Regions from separate parts of the Homo sapiens genome. Here all the other regions are linked to region 1. A link is an interaction called in ENCODE POLR2A ChIA-PET data of the cell type or tissue named here. Cell type or tissue: GM12878. All regions are shown on one strand. Region 1 overlaps AUTS2 (activator of transcription and developmental regulator AUTS2). Region 2 overlaps AUTS2 (activator of transcription and developmental regulator AUTS2). Region 3 overlaps AUTS2 (activator of transcription and developmental regulator AUTS2).

Region 1 (4,000 bases):
TGGGGTGGAGTTGAATAAGAAGGAATGAGCTGGAAAATGGTGGTGCCCAGATTCGAATCCAGGATGCCAAGTTCCCAAGCCTATTTGCAAAAGAATACCACCACATTGCATACAATCAGCTCTCAGAAATCACATGTGTGTCCTTAGGAAACAAACATACTATTTCCGCTTGTCATCTTTTCTCAAAGCACATGAAGACTTAAGATTTAAATCCTCAGTGGATCAAGAGTTGATGAGAAATTACCACCACAGGCCACACTCCATACACAGCACTTGTTTTTGGCCTCTCCAAAGGAAATCTTTCCAAGTAGGTTGGAAAGTCAACAAGATGGTAACTAGAAGCAGAACTTTTTTTATTGCTAGAACTATCCAAGCCCATCGCCACTTTAAATTTTGCCTAAAAATTAACAATCCCTGGGCAAAAGCTCTTTCTCATAGCCGAAGGAGCAGTGATAACCTCACACCTAAACTCTGCATTGCTCTCCTATTGAAAGACATTTCTGGCCGGGCGCAGTGGCTCATGCCTATAATCCCAGCACCTTGGGAGGCCGAGGCGGGCAGATTACCTAAGGTCAGGGGTTTGAGACCAGCCTAACATGGTGAAAGTCCGTCTCTATTAAAAATACAAAAAAATTAGCCAGGCATGGTGGCAGGCGCCTGTAATCCCAGCTCCTTGGGAGGCTGAGGCAGGAGAATTCCTTGAACCCGGGAGGTGGAGGTTGCAGTGAGCCAAGATCACACCATTGCACTCCAGCCTGGGCAACAAGAGCAAACCTCCATCTCAAAAAAGAAAAAAAAAAGACATTTCTGATTTAAGTATGTTTTTGTCAAGAATCTTTAATTATGTTTCACAATTGTGTCTTCCTTTCTTTCACTTGCCTAAGATTTCAACTTCAGTGCCTCAGAAGTAGATTAAATAAAGATAAGCTCTTGTCAATCAGAGCTGGCTTCTCCTCCCCCCACCTACCTTCTCTGGTTACTAGTTCCAAATGCTGCCAATCAAGAAAAATTCTTGCACATCAGCTGTCATTCTTTCCTGTCTAAATGACGCTGGTCACACTTCATTAGGAACACTGTCCTGATCAAAAGCTACAGCCAATCATGTCCACAGAACATCGAAGAAGCAGCTGGTCATGTCTAGCTGGTGTCTGGCACAATTCCCACTCACAGAGGATGCAAGCAGGGCCAGACACACTTCCCCAGGGCCAAAGAGGCAGCTAGTCATGTCTCTGGCACATTACAGGCTGCTGTAAACTACATGTCCTCTGCTGATTGTGTTCCTACGTCATTGGCCCACTAAAGATAGTCTCAAACTTGAGTAAGTCCTCGTAGCCACAAAGACCACTGGGAGTTTAGCAGTCCTCTCCTTCATTAGCTGGTTGTGACACTGAGGGATTTAAGTCAAGCTGCTGGTTTCTAATTCTCCAGACAGCAGGTTCAATCCTTCCCCAACATACAGAAGTTTACAACAGCCACCATTCTATACACCGACGACAACATCCATACTCTCTTAGCACAGACTGCATATACTATGTCAAGGAAACAGTAAAGAATTAGCACAAATCTGATAGTTAAAGCCTCAAAGAGCCAATTCTTTCAACTCAAATACTTATTTTCAACTGTATTGACATAGTACTGTTGTGACATTTACTTAAAAAGATGAGGTGGGTGGGAGATTTTTAAAACTACAGCCCTTTAAACACCTAAAGAAACAGTAGGATAGAAGCAAGAGCAGAATTTGGTTGAGGTATTTTTGGTTGTTGTTTTCTTTTGAGCTTGCAAGCTCTTTATTCTCCAGTTGAGCTATCCTGTTTGTCCCCAGGGTATAGTGCAGAAAGCTTTATACCCAAGATTCAACATGCCAGTCATGCCCTTAAATCCCAGATGTGTGTACCCACATCAGGAGCCTGGCTGTGTCAATATGCAGGTGCGGAATGACTCAGAGGTGGGCCATTCATACCAGAAGAGGCATTTGCCTGGGTTCAGAGTGAATCAGAAGTTCAGTTATTAGTAATAGAAGTGGTTATTTAAATGTATGATTTCATCCTAATTAAAACTAATGGGGGAGAGAATTTGCATTTAGCTGCCTAGTAAATAGCTCTGTTATTTCACTTTTAATATCTGAAGGGTATTAGCAAGATAAGGTTTTCAGGGCAGGAGGGGAGGGAAGTGAAGGTGGTGGGTTGTTATTCCCACCCCCTGAAGATTGGTTTTATATCCTATTCCTTTTCTTTAGTGCTTTTTAACAACCTCCACCCATCTAACCAACCCCCTAGGCCAGAACCTAATAAAACATTCCATCTTAGAAAGCTAACAGTCCAGTACACCTAAGAAAACCACCCAGGGACACCACCGAACATCTTGCATTCACACTAATAACTGCAGGATATCTGATTAGGAGAATGCAAAATAAGAAGCCATTAATAGCAGCCCTCATCTCCTTCCTCCACACTGATTACCAAAAGAACAGCAGCAGCTGAATCAGAGCTAAATCCTATTCACAAGGGACCTAGGGCAACAAAGAGGAAAAAAAACCGTTAGAGTAGTGCTTCTCAAGGGAAGCTGCTTTAAGTCATTTTGATTCTGGCATCAATCACGCCTGCCACAAACCAATAAGCATGTATAACGCAAGCAAAGACTAGATTCCATTCCTTCCCTCCCTCCTGGGGTTCAGCACAGTGCACCTAGCATACTTAATTGCCCTGCCAACCAAACTGCTACTTGCAAGGCCTCCAGAGGAACTCAGCTAGTCCAAGGCTGAGTTTAACTCACAGGCTTAAATGTTTACCCTGAGAGCACAAAAATATCAGCTGGGGAGAGGGAACAGATGGCCTCAGGGCAGCCCACTCTCACTCTCACAGAAGCTGACTAACCACAAGACTCTTTCGAAGAGTTTTACCCTCTCTGTGCCTTAGTTTTTTTACCTGATAGCATATCTGCTCCCCAGGGTCATTGTGGGAAGTAAACAAATTAATTCACATAAAATACCACGAACAGTGCTTAATAAAAATTAAGTGTCTCCACCCTTGTCCCCCTCCCATGTACCTATAGAAGAGAGAGAAGGGGATGAAAAAGGAGAGAAGGAAAAAAAAAATGGATCCAAGGATATGGCTTAGATTTACAGATAAAGAACCTGATGGCCCACCTCCCCAAATGACCCCCTTGCATTGAACTTTACTCCACCCCAAATCTGTAGTTCTCTCCCTTCCAAAGGCACAGTTTCTGACTCCTGGCTTAGCAGTCAGTGAAGATGATCAGAATTCCCCTTCTCTGCAAAGAACCTCAGCAAAAAAAAAAATAATAATTAGCGTTTCCATAAACACAGTATTTTGAGATTGGTGAGGGATCTGTGGATCCCCAAACTCTGTGCAAGTCAAAATGAATTTGCTGGTAGACAGCCAATGTTTCCGATTTGATTTGGCAGAATATACCCAGTTAGGATGTTCTCTCAATGCAATTAGCAATGCACTGTCAATGAGCAGTTTAGCTATTGACAATACCTGTTGCAATTTAATTTTAAATGTCAATGACTTGTTTGGGTTCACTGTAACAAGGCTTTTATGCATGACAAATAAGCATCCTAGAACAACAGGATGGATGAGCAAAACAAGAGGGTGAAGAAAATCAATAGACACTGTATAAGGGGCTGTCTTTCAAACATCCCCCTGTGGCTATGACTGCCATGAACAAGGCAGGCTGCTCCTCCCAGGAGCAGACTGGGGACTTAGGGAGTGTGTTACTGTCATCTACTTTTGCAACTGATGCCCACTGTTCCTAATGGGATATGGGAATGAGGAGCAGACCAGGTTCTGGAGATAACCCGGACTAGGCAAAAATGCTAGCCCAAGCAGGGACTTGCTTCTGAGGACACCACAGTGACTCTGCCCGACTTTTACTAGCTAGGTGGCCTTGAGCAAGTTATCTAACCTCTCTTTGCCTCAATTTCTTCCTCATCTATACAATTAGGATAATTGTAAAGAATATATAAACAAACATATTA
Region 2 (4,000 bases), 810 kb before region 1:
AGACGTCTTTGGATTTCAAACTATCTACAGTGGCTCTCTCTGGCTGTACCTGAATGATTTTTTTTTTTTCTTTTTTTTTGAGACAGAGTCTCGCTCTGTCGCCCAGGCTGGAGTGCAGTGGCATGATCTCAGCTCACTGAAAGCTCCACCTCCCGGGTTCATGCCATTCTCCTGCCTCAGCCTCCCCAGCAGCTGGGACTACAGGTGCCCGCCACCATGCCCGGCTAATTTTTTTGTATTTTTAGTAGAGACGGGGTTTCACTGTGTTAGCCAGGATGGTCTCAATCTCCTGACCTCGTGATCCGCCCATCTTGGCCTCCCAAAGTGCTGGGATTACAGGCATGAGCTACCACGCCTGGCCCTGAATGATTTTTATAATGAACACATATTATATTAAATTTTTTGATTTGTTTTGAGACAGAGTCTCACTCTGTTGCCTAGGCTGGAGTGCAGTGGTGCAATCTCGGCTCACTGCAACCTCCACCTCCCGGGTTCAAGCGATTCTCCTGCCTCAACTTCCCAAGTAGCTGGGATTACAGGCGTGAGCCACTGTGTCTGGCTAATTTTTGTACTTTTAGTAGAGATGGGGTTTTACCATGTTGGCCAGCTTGGTCTGGAAATCCTGACCTCAAGTAATCCACATTCCTCAGCCTCCCAAAGTGCTGGGATTACAGGCATGAGCCACCACACCCAGCTAAAATTTTAAGTTAACTCTGTAGCAGTGTTTTCACTGATCTATATGTAAATTTTAATTTTGTTAATTTTCCAAGCAGATAATGCCCATTCACCACATATATTGTGGCAATGGGAAAACCACTGCCCAAGACACTTGAGATCCCTTACTATCTGTTTTTAGCTTATTGTTATGGGAAATTTCAAACCAATATGAAAGTAAACAAAGTAGTTAAATTAACTCCTGTGCAACCATTTCCAGACTTACACAATGATCAGTCCATGGCCAGTCTTGTTTCATCTCCATGTCTACCCACTCCCCCCACTCCTTCTATGAAGGCTCGGAAGAACTGATGCTTGATGTTCCCATCTTTGCATCCCTATGTCAAGATGCAAAAATGGGAACATAAACGGCTCTGAGACCCTGAGATGTATCAGTAGGGGGAGGGACAGAGGTGACTCCTCTGAATGATCGTCTAGCCAAAAGAGAGTAGCTCCTTCCAGAAGAAAAGGCTTGGCTGAGACAGAAAGGGAGAAAGATCGTGGGAGGTCAAAAAAGACTTTGTCATTCACAGTGGGGCTATGCCTGGTCAAACATGAACGGACCATTTTCTAGGAATAATCTGCTCATCCACAGAAGGGTGAATGAGGTTAACATTCTCAGTGCACTGGAGCACCATCTAAAGCAGGTGGGTGAAGTCATTTACCAAGTGGTCTCTTTGTGCCCTTGAGGAAGTATTCACTTTATATGGGTGAGTGGCTTATGCCTCAGGCCGTTATTTCCTCTTAAACACTCAGTGAACTGGAACAGCAGGGACTTTCTCTCCGAAGAGATGGAACCCTAAAGGGTCCTCTGTCCTTACAGCATGCCCGCAGCCCAGCTGCTTTGCGTCCAAAAGCCATGCCAGAACTTAGGGAACTGCTCTCGGCTTTCCCTTTGACCTGTGCTCTGGTCTGGATGCAGACCATCCCTGGCTGGGTGGCTCTCTTTTAGCATTACAGTGGGACTTTCCCTTTCTTCCAAGCTCTTCCTACCGATGATTTGGACAGTTCTTCTAGACTTGAAATTCAAGGCCTGAATTTCAATTTTGAAATACTGTTTCCCGAATCACTGTCTTGGATGAAAGAGCTAGGATGAAGGAAGGGAAATTTCAGGCCTGTCCAAAGCGAGGCTTCTCAGGATGCTGGATGAGGTCCCCTGGGTCCCTGCTTTTGGAGAGGAGAGTCTGGTCACCAAGTACATAGGTCCCAGGCTCCTTGGATCACGCTCAGTCCCTTCAGTACACAGCATACCTGGAAACAATCTTCAGAACTGAGACCCAGGTAAATAAGCCGTCTTCATGGGAAGGAGAAAACTGTTAACAGCTGCTGTACAGAGCCCCCAGCACACCCCGCAGCCATTCAGATCTCAAGGGAAACCTGCTAAGACTCTAACCTAGATCACTTTATCACACTGAAGCCCCATCTCTGAAATGAAAGTCAGCATGGTCTCCTGGTGGTCAAAGTGGAAACCTTTTATTATCTTGAAAATAAAAAACAACGAAAGACAAATCCTAACTGCAGGCCTGTGTGATTTTGAGAAAGACACTTAGCTTTTCTGGTTCCAACCCTTCCAGTTCTGTCACTGCTCAAGCGGAGGCCTCAATTAAGGTTGGTGGGGCAAAGTGAGATTTGAGGGGATTTATTCCTGATGCCTGTGATGGTCACCAGGAAGAGCTCTGTACTGTCCTGTGTATCATTTCTCGGCCTAACTAGTTGGAATGAATAAACCAAGATCTCCACCTCACTGTCAGCAACAAACAGATTTGTCAGTTTTCACTCTTGTATTTTGGCAGCAAACCTCCTTTAGGTAGTTATTAACTTTTAAATGTAAAAATCAGGCACCAAATCCTAAAGCAGAAAAGACATACATAATTTGGGTTACTTAAAATGCCTCCAAGTGAACAGGTGACAGATGTCAAGCCTCCTGGCACCCGGAAGAAAGGCACTGCAACAGACTATGAGGATTCCTGTGTTAATCAGGTAATAGTAACTTGGGTAATTAGCAAATCACACCAAATCTTGTTTAAGTCCCAAATCTCATTTAGAGCCTTTTGGAGAAACCGTTTAAATACAAAGGACACATTCTCCTTCTGACAGAAGATGCCTGCTTACTGGGGCAGACATCCCAGCTTCCCTGCCTCTATTAAATCCATTTTAATTATGAAGTCTCAAGGTCTAATTCACCAAAGCCTGAAAGAGAGGGTACACATCCCTTTGCTCTTGCTAAGGAATCAAGAAGCCCTAGACTCTGGAATTCAGGTAGACTTCAAAGACTCAACAAGTCCCAGGCAAAGAAAATGGCGATAGTCTTTGCCACTGGCCTACTACAGCACTCCCATACCTGTTAGAAAACTCCTGCCTTTTTACCTTTGCCTATTTTTAATTCACATGTAAGGGATTTAGACAATAAACACCCCTCAACAGGAGGAGGCCCATGGCTCCTGAGCTTGTGAACAATCCAAAGGCATTTTGAAGGCAAGCATGACGGGACAGGCAACAAACTGCAGTCAGGTAGTGGTGGGCCAGCTTAGGCTGGAGCAACAACTTAGGTGTGTGTGTCTGAGTCCCTCTCTCTGCTAGCTTGGCATTTTTAACCTTTTTTTTTTTTTTTTCCCAAGATGGAGTCTCACTCTGTCGCCTAGGCTCAAGTGCAGTGGTGCGATCTCAGCTCAGCACAACCTCTGCCTCCCGGGTTCAAGCGATTCTCGTGCCTCAGCCTCCCGAGTAGCTGGGATTACAGGTGCCCGCCACCACCCCTCCCGAGTAGCTGGGATTATAGGTGCCTGGCTAATTTTTGTATTTTTAGTAGAGACGAGGTTTCACCATCTTGGTCAGGCTGGTCTCAAACTCCTGACCTCAAATGATCCACCCACCTCAGCCTCCCAAAGTGCTGGGGTTACAAGCATTAGCCACCACACCCTTCCTTAAACCATTTTTATAGAGCTCTTTATAATACTCCTCCCTTATTTGGATCTCAAAGTCCATCTAAAACTTTACTGAATTCCAATCCTGTCATCCTGCTCAGAATAGCTCATACTTATATTATATTTCCACAAGACAGTTGGTTTAAGCCTAGGGACTTTTGGGTGTCACTTGTCCATGTTCCTTTTTAGCTAGAGAGTGTCAGAAAAATGATCTAAAGGTCTGTAGCACTGCCACAGTGTCTAGTTGTCTCAGCCCCTTAGTGCTTGGAACTGAATCTATTTTTTTCACTTACTATTTATATCCTCTTACCCAATCACCCAGGCAACATTCTGGAGAAGGGGGAGGTCAGGGAGTTGATGCC
Region 3 (4,000 bases), 100 kb before region 1:
CACAAAGAGGGGCAAAGAATATCCCACTACTTCCCTGTCACACACTTCTGTGATCAAAATTTAGTCACTTACTTCATAACATCAGAATAAGCTACAGGAGACTTCAGATGTTTCTCAAAAACAAATCATCTTAAGGCTCTGAGAGAATTCTTAAAGAATATGTTATGAACAGTAAAAGCGTCAACACACAATGTCCTAAGGTATGTGCTTTAAAGAGACTCACAATAATTAGGACAAGTTTATCTGGTCACATGTTCCTTATAAAATCTAATTTTCTTATATTAGCATTTCATCCACTTCTTTGCAAGTCTTTTTTTAAAAAAATCCATTTTATCTACCAAACCATAATATTAAGATGCCAACATATTTCTAGATAAGATATTCTTAAACACCATTCAGATTTCTTGATAAAAAATTCTAGATAAGGCATTCTCAAACAGAAATGCATGCATGAGCTAGAAATCTCAGAAATTACATATAAACTTTTCCTGAATTCACAGCTTTCTCTATGCTGAATATAAATATAAATATAAAACAAACACCCATATGCCTACTATTTAGATTCAAAATTGTTAAAACTTTGCCAAAATCACCTTATCTATGCACTCGTCTCTCTCATGGAACCATGTGAAAGTGAATTGCAGATATGATACTTTCATGAAATACTTAATAAGCAACTCCTAAGAATAAAGATATTTTCCTAACACAACCAAAATACTATCACACCTAAGACATTAAGTTCCTAATGTTATCTGATAGCCAGTCCATATTCAAATTTCTACAACTGCCTCAAACATCTTTTACAGCAGTTATAATTTTTAAGCCAGATCCCATCAAGATTTGTACACTGAATTTGACTGTTATGTTCCCTTAGTCTCTTGTAATCCGGAGTAATACCCACCAGCAATTTGTTTCACGACACTGGCTTTTTGAAAAGATCAGACATACCAGTTTTCTTGAGAATGACCCACATTTTTGGTCTGTTTCTTCCTGGTGTGGATTAATTTGTTTTTCAAACCCTTCTATTTTCTGTAAACCTTGTGTTATAGTTTGGATATCTGTCCCTGCCCAAACCTGATGTTGAATTGTAATCCCCAATGCTGGTGGTGGGAGGTGTTTGGATCATGAGAGTGGATCCTTCATGGCTTGGTGCTGTCTTTGTGATAGTGAGTTCTTGAAAGATCTGGTCATTTAAAAGTATGTGGCACCTCCCCCACACTCTCTCTTGCTTGCTCCTGCTTTCGTCATGTGATGTGCCAACCCCTCTCCTCCTTCTAGAAGCTGAGCAGATGCCAGCACCATGCTTCCTGCAAAGCCTGCAAAACCATGAGCCAATTAAACTTCTTTTCCTTATAAATTACTCAGTGTCAGTCATTTCTCTATAGCCATGCAAGAACAGCCTAATACACCTGGTTAGATTCAGGTTAAACATTTTTGGCATAAATTGTTGGTGATGCTGTGTAGTTCGTCACATCAGGAAGCTCCTACTGTCAGGCTATCCTACCACTGTGATGCTAAGTTGAACCACTTTGTTAAGGTGGTGACCGCCATTGTTAAGGGTATACTTTCCCCTTTGCTGGTAATTTGTGGGTTATTCTCTAATAAGATTATTCTGTTCCCCAACATGCTTTCAACTAGTTTTGCATTGACGGCACTTGCCTGTTCAAATTTTCACTGCAGGATGCAAATGCTGATATTCTGTATCCTTCTATATTTTATTTGGTAGCATCCATTTGTAAAGCAGAGGTTTCTCTTACCAATCATGAAAGAACTACAGTTTCTCAGTAAAGACAGGGTGTTTGTTTCATGTAATTTACAATTTATAGAATGAGAAGTTGACATCATAGTCACCTCCAATGATGCCCAGAGTGTCTGTCTGTCTCTTTCTCTCCTCCCACCCCATCTCTCATCACTATGAGTTCAAGAATTTTTATTTGTTCAGTGTTTTACACTCAGTTGCAGTAATTCTCTTGAATGCACAAATTGTCTGAAATCTGACCAGTGGAAGCCTCTTCGACCTGTGAAGCCCAGTGTTCTTATCCCACCCACACATATATTACACTGAAGAGAGCTCAACAAAACCACAGTTATTTGCCTAATCTCCACATCCTTTGGACTTCACAGTGCTTCTCCTAGTGGAACACTTAACAAGTATGTGTTTTTATAAAGCACTTCCTCTACAGATATCAGACATTTTAAATTAGCGCTAAACAAATGAAACAGCTATTAATAAGCTCAAGCCTTGACGAGAATCTTAATTTTGTTTCAGAGCTTAATCTGAACAAAAGCAACAGACACTAACAAAACATGTAATTTAACTCTGAGAAACGCTTTTTGGAATACAAAGAGATTTCTTTATGTTTCCTCAACAGTTCTCCTTTAATACAGACCTACTCACTGACACACAATTGAAGTATAATATGGGAATCAACTAAAACCTAAAACAATTGGGAATATTTAAGATAGAGGGGGAAAAAGTTAGTGAAGTAAAGGTTTTCAAAGACGCTGCCCACCCCCATCAGAGTTCCTGACTCACTGGGTCTAGAGTGAAACCAGCAAATTTGCCTTTCTAATAAGTTCCCAGCTGACACTGAAGCTGTTGGTCCAGGGACCACACTCTGAAAACCACTGGTCTACAATGATTCCTGTTTCTTATCTGCCTCTTTATCTTTCCCCATCCCCCCTCTCCTCCACCTCCACCAAGCTCCTGGACCTCTTATACTTCACTCTCCTGCCATATTTCCTTTACCTACAAAACACGACAACAACAACAACAACAACTGCAGGTGGCTAGCAGACCATTCGTGAGGCAGTGAGGAATAGAACTTGGGATGTTGATGTGATTCTTCTGCCTTAAGACCTGCTTTCCTGAATACCCCCACTCCTACTACTCTACTATCCTTACAAAGAACAAAGTGTTTAATTGGGGATGGGGGGAGATCTTGGGTTTTCTTGTAACTCTCTAAAAGAATATAAGCTTCAGATTAATGTCTTGTTTATAAATCTACAACCCCAACTAGACCAGCTTCCATCCCTTTATTCCATTACTTGGAGAGATAAAATAAGGTCCTATTATAGAAGAAACTTGGGGATTAAGTCATATTCAGCCTACTTGATCTATACATATATGCCTATAATCTGGAATAATAAAAAGTGATTCAAAAAACTCCACTGACATTTACTGAGCTACTGCTTTGCTCCAGAAATGGGACTGAACTCTGCAGACACAGAGAGAAGACTAGATCACAGACTAGTGAGTGAGAAAAGAGCCAAAATCAGGTACTTACAAGGTAAGTACTGCCCAGAATGATGACCCTGGAGCACTGTAAAATGTCCAAGCAAAAAGAAAGCCAGTGAAAAGTTAGCAATTCACTGTCCTCTGGGCATGCAGATGTTAATGTTAACTCCAGCCCAGAGACTGTCAGCAGGCAAAGGGGTTCATACACTCAGGAAGGCCTTTTTCTAACACATACCCGATTCTGATTACGAACAGAAATCCTGCAAATCTACAATAATGCAGCTACAAAAGCTTCATAGTTTGCCCCCAATGGGTACGGAGGCAGAGAGAATGACCAGATCTGACCAAAAATATCTGTTGCCGGTTAGGATTTTAATTGTGACCCAAAAGAGAGCAATCTGGAGCTCATATCCCTAACTAGAGCCAGGGTTTAAAATCATATCCCTACTGTGAGTCTTGTTGTAGGGACTAAAAATTAAAATAAATAAAATAAAACTATGCTCCATGTGGCTTTCTCAGAAGCCACAGCAAGGGCTGAATAAAGGGAATGCATGGTCAATGCCTGGCCTATCCCACTTAAACCACAGCAGCTAAGTTTCCACTTTTTTTATTTGGTTGTGCTATCTAGTAATATCTCCATTTAAAGAAGAGTTCCACTGCTAAAAGAATCTTTAAATAACAAATATAGTTCAGCCAACAAAAGACTGGGATTTGGGTCCTGGACTATTCCTGCCCAGCTTTGTAACTCTGGACAAGCTACAG

Evidence for each region. ChIA-PET counts read pairs that join two places held together with the same protein. Peaks named below come from ENCODE experiments on the same cell type or tissue, not always from the same donor. Only the 100,000 strongest peaks of a DNase experiment are listed, where the experiment ranks them.
Region 2: POLR2A ChIA-PET joins it to region 1 with 5 read pairs; 2 of 35 experiments call an interaction of 5 or more read pairs at or near these places.
Region 3: POLR2A ChIA-PET joins it to region 1 with 7 read pairs; 1 of 35 experiments calls an interaction of 5 or more read pairs at or near these places.

The regions. Positions count from the first base shown.
Region 1 is chr7:69,737,324-69,741,323 of GRCh38, reverse strand. All of the region lies in intron 1 of AUTS2 (activator of transcription and developmental regulator AUTS2), which reads right to left. Among named protein-coding and RNA genes, the nearest start is that of AUTS2, 140 kb to the right of the region's middle. In GM12878, no CTCF peak of the experiment used is centred here; DNase peaks (open chromatin) are centred at 1,203, 1,933 and 2,793; H3K4me3 peaks cover 1,118 bases; H3K27ac peaks cover 1,806 bases.
Region 2 is chr7:70,542,858-70,546,857 of GRCh38, reverse strand. All of the region lies in intron 5 of AUTS2 (activator of transcription and developmental regulator AUTS2), which reads right to left. Among named protein-coding and RNA genes, the nearest start is that of GALNT17, 590 kb to the left of the region's middle. In GM12878, no CTCF peak of the experiment used is centred here; no DNase peak of the experiment used is centred here.
Region 3 is chr7:69,838,570-69,842,569 of GRCh38, reverse strand. The region is part of intron 1 of AUTS2 (activator of transcription and developmental regulator AUTS2); the gene reads right to left. Among named protein-coding and RNA genes, the nearest start is that of AUTS2, 240 kb to the right of the region's middle. RefSeq lists an enhancer at 1,928-2,047. In GM12878, no CTCF peak of the experiment used is centred here; a DNase peak (open chromatin) is centred at 2,083; H3K4me3 peaks cover 1,294 bases; H3K27ac peaks cover 1,535 bases.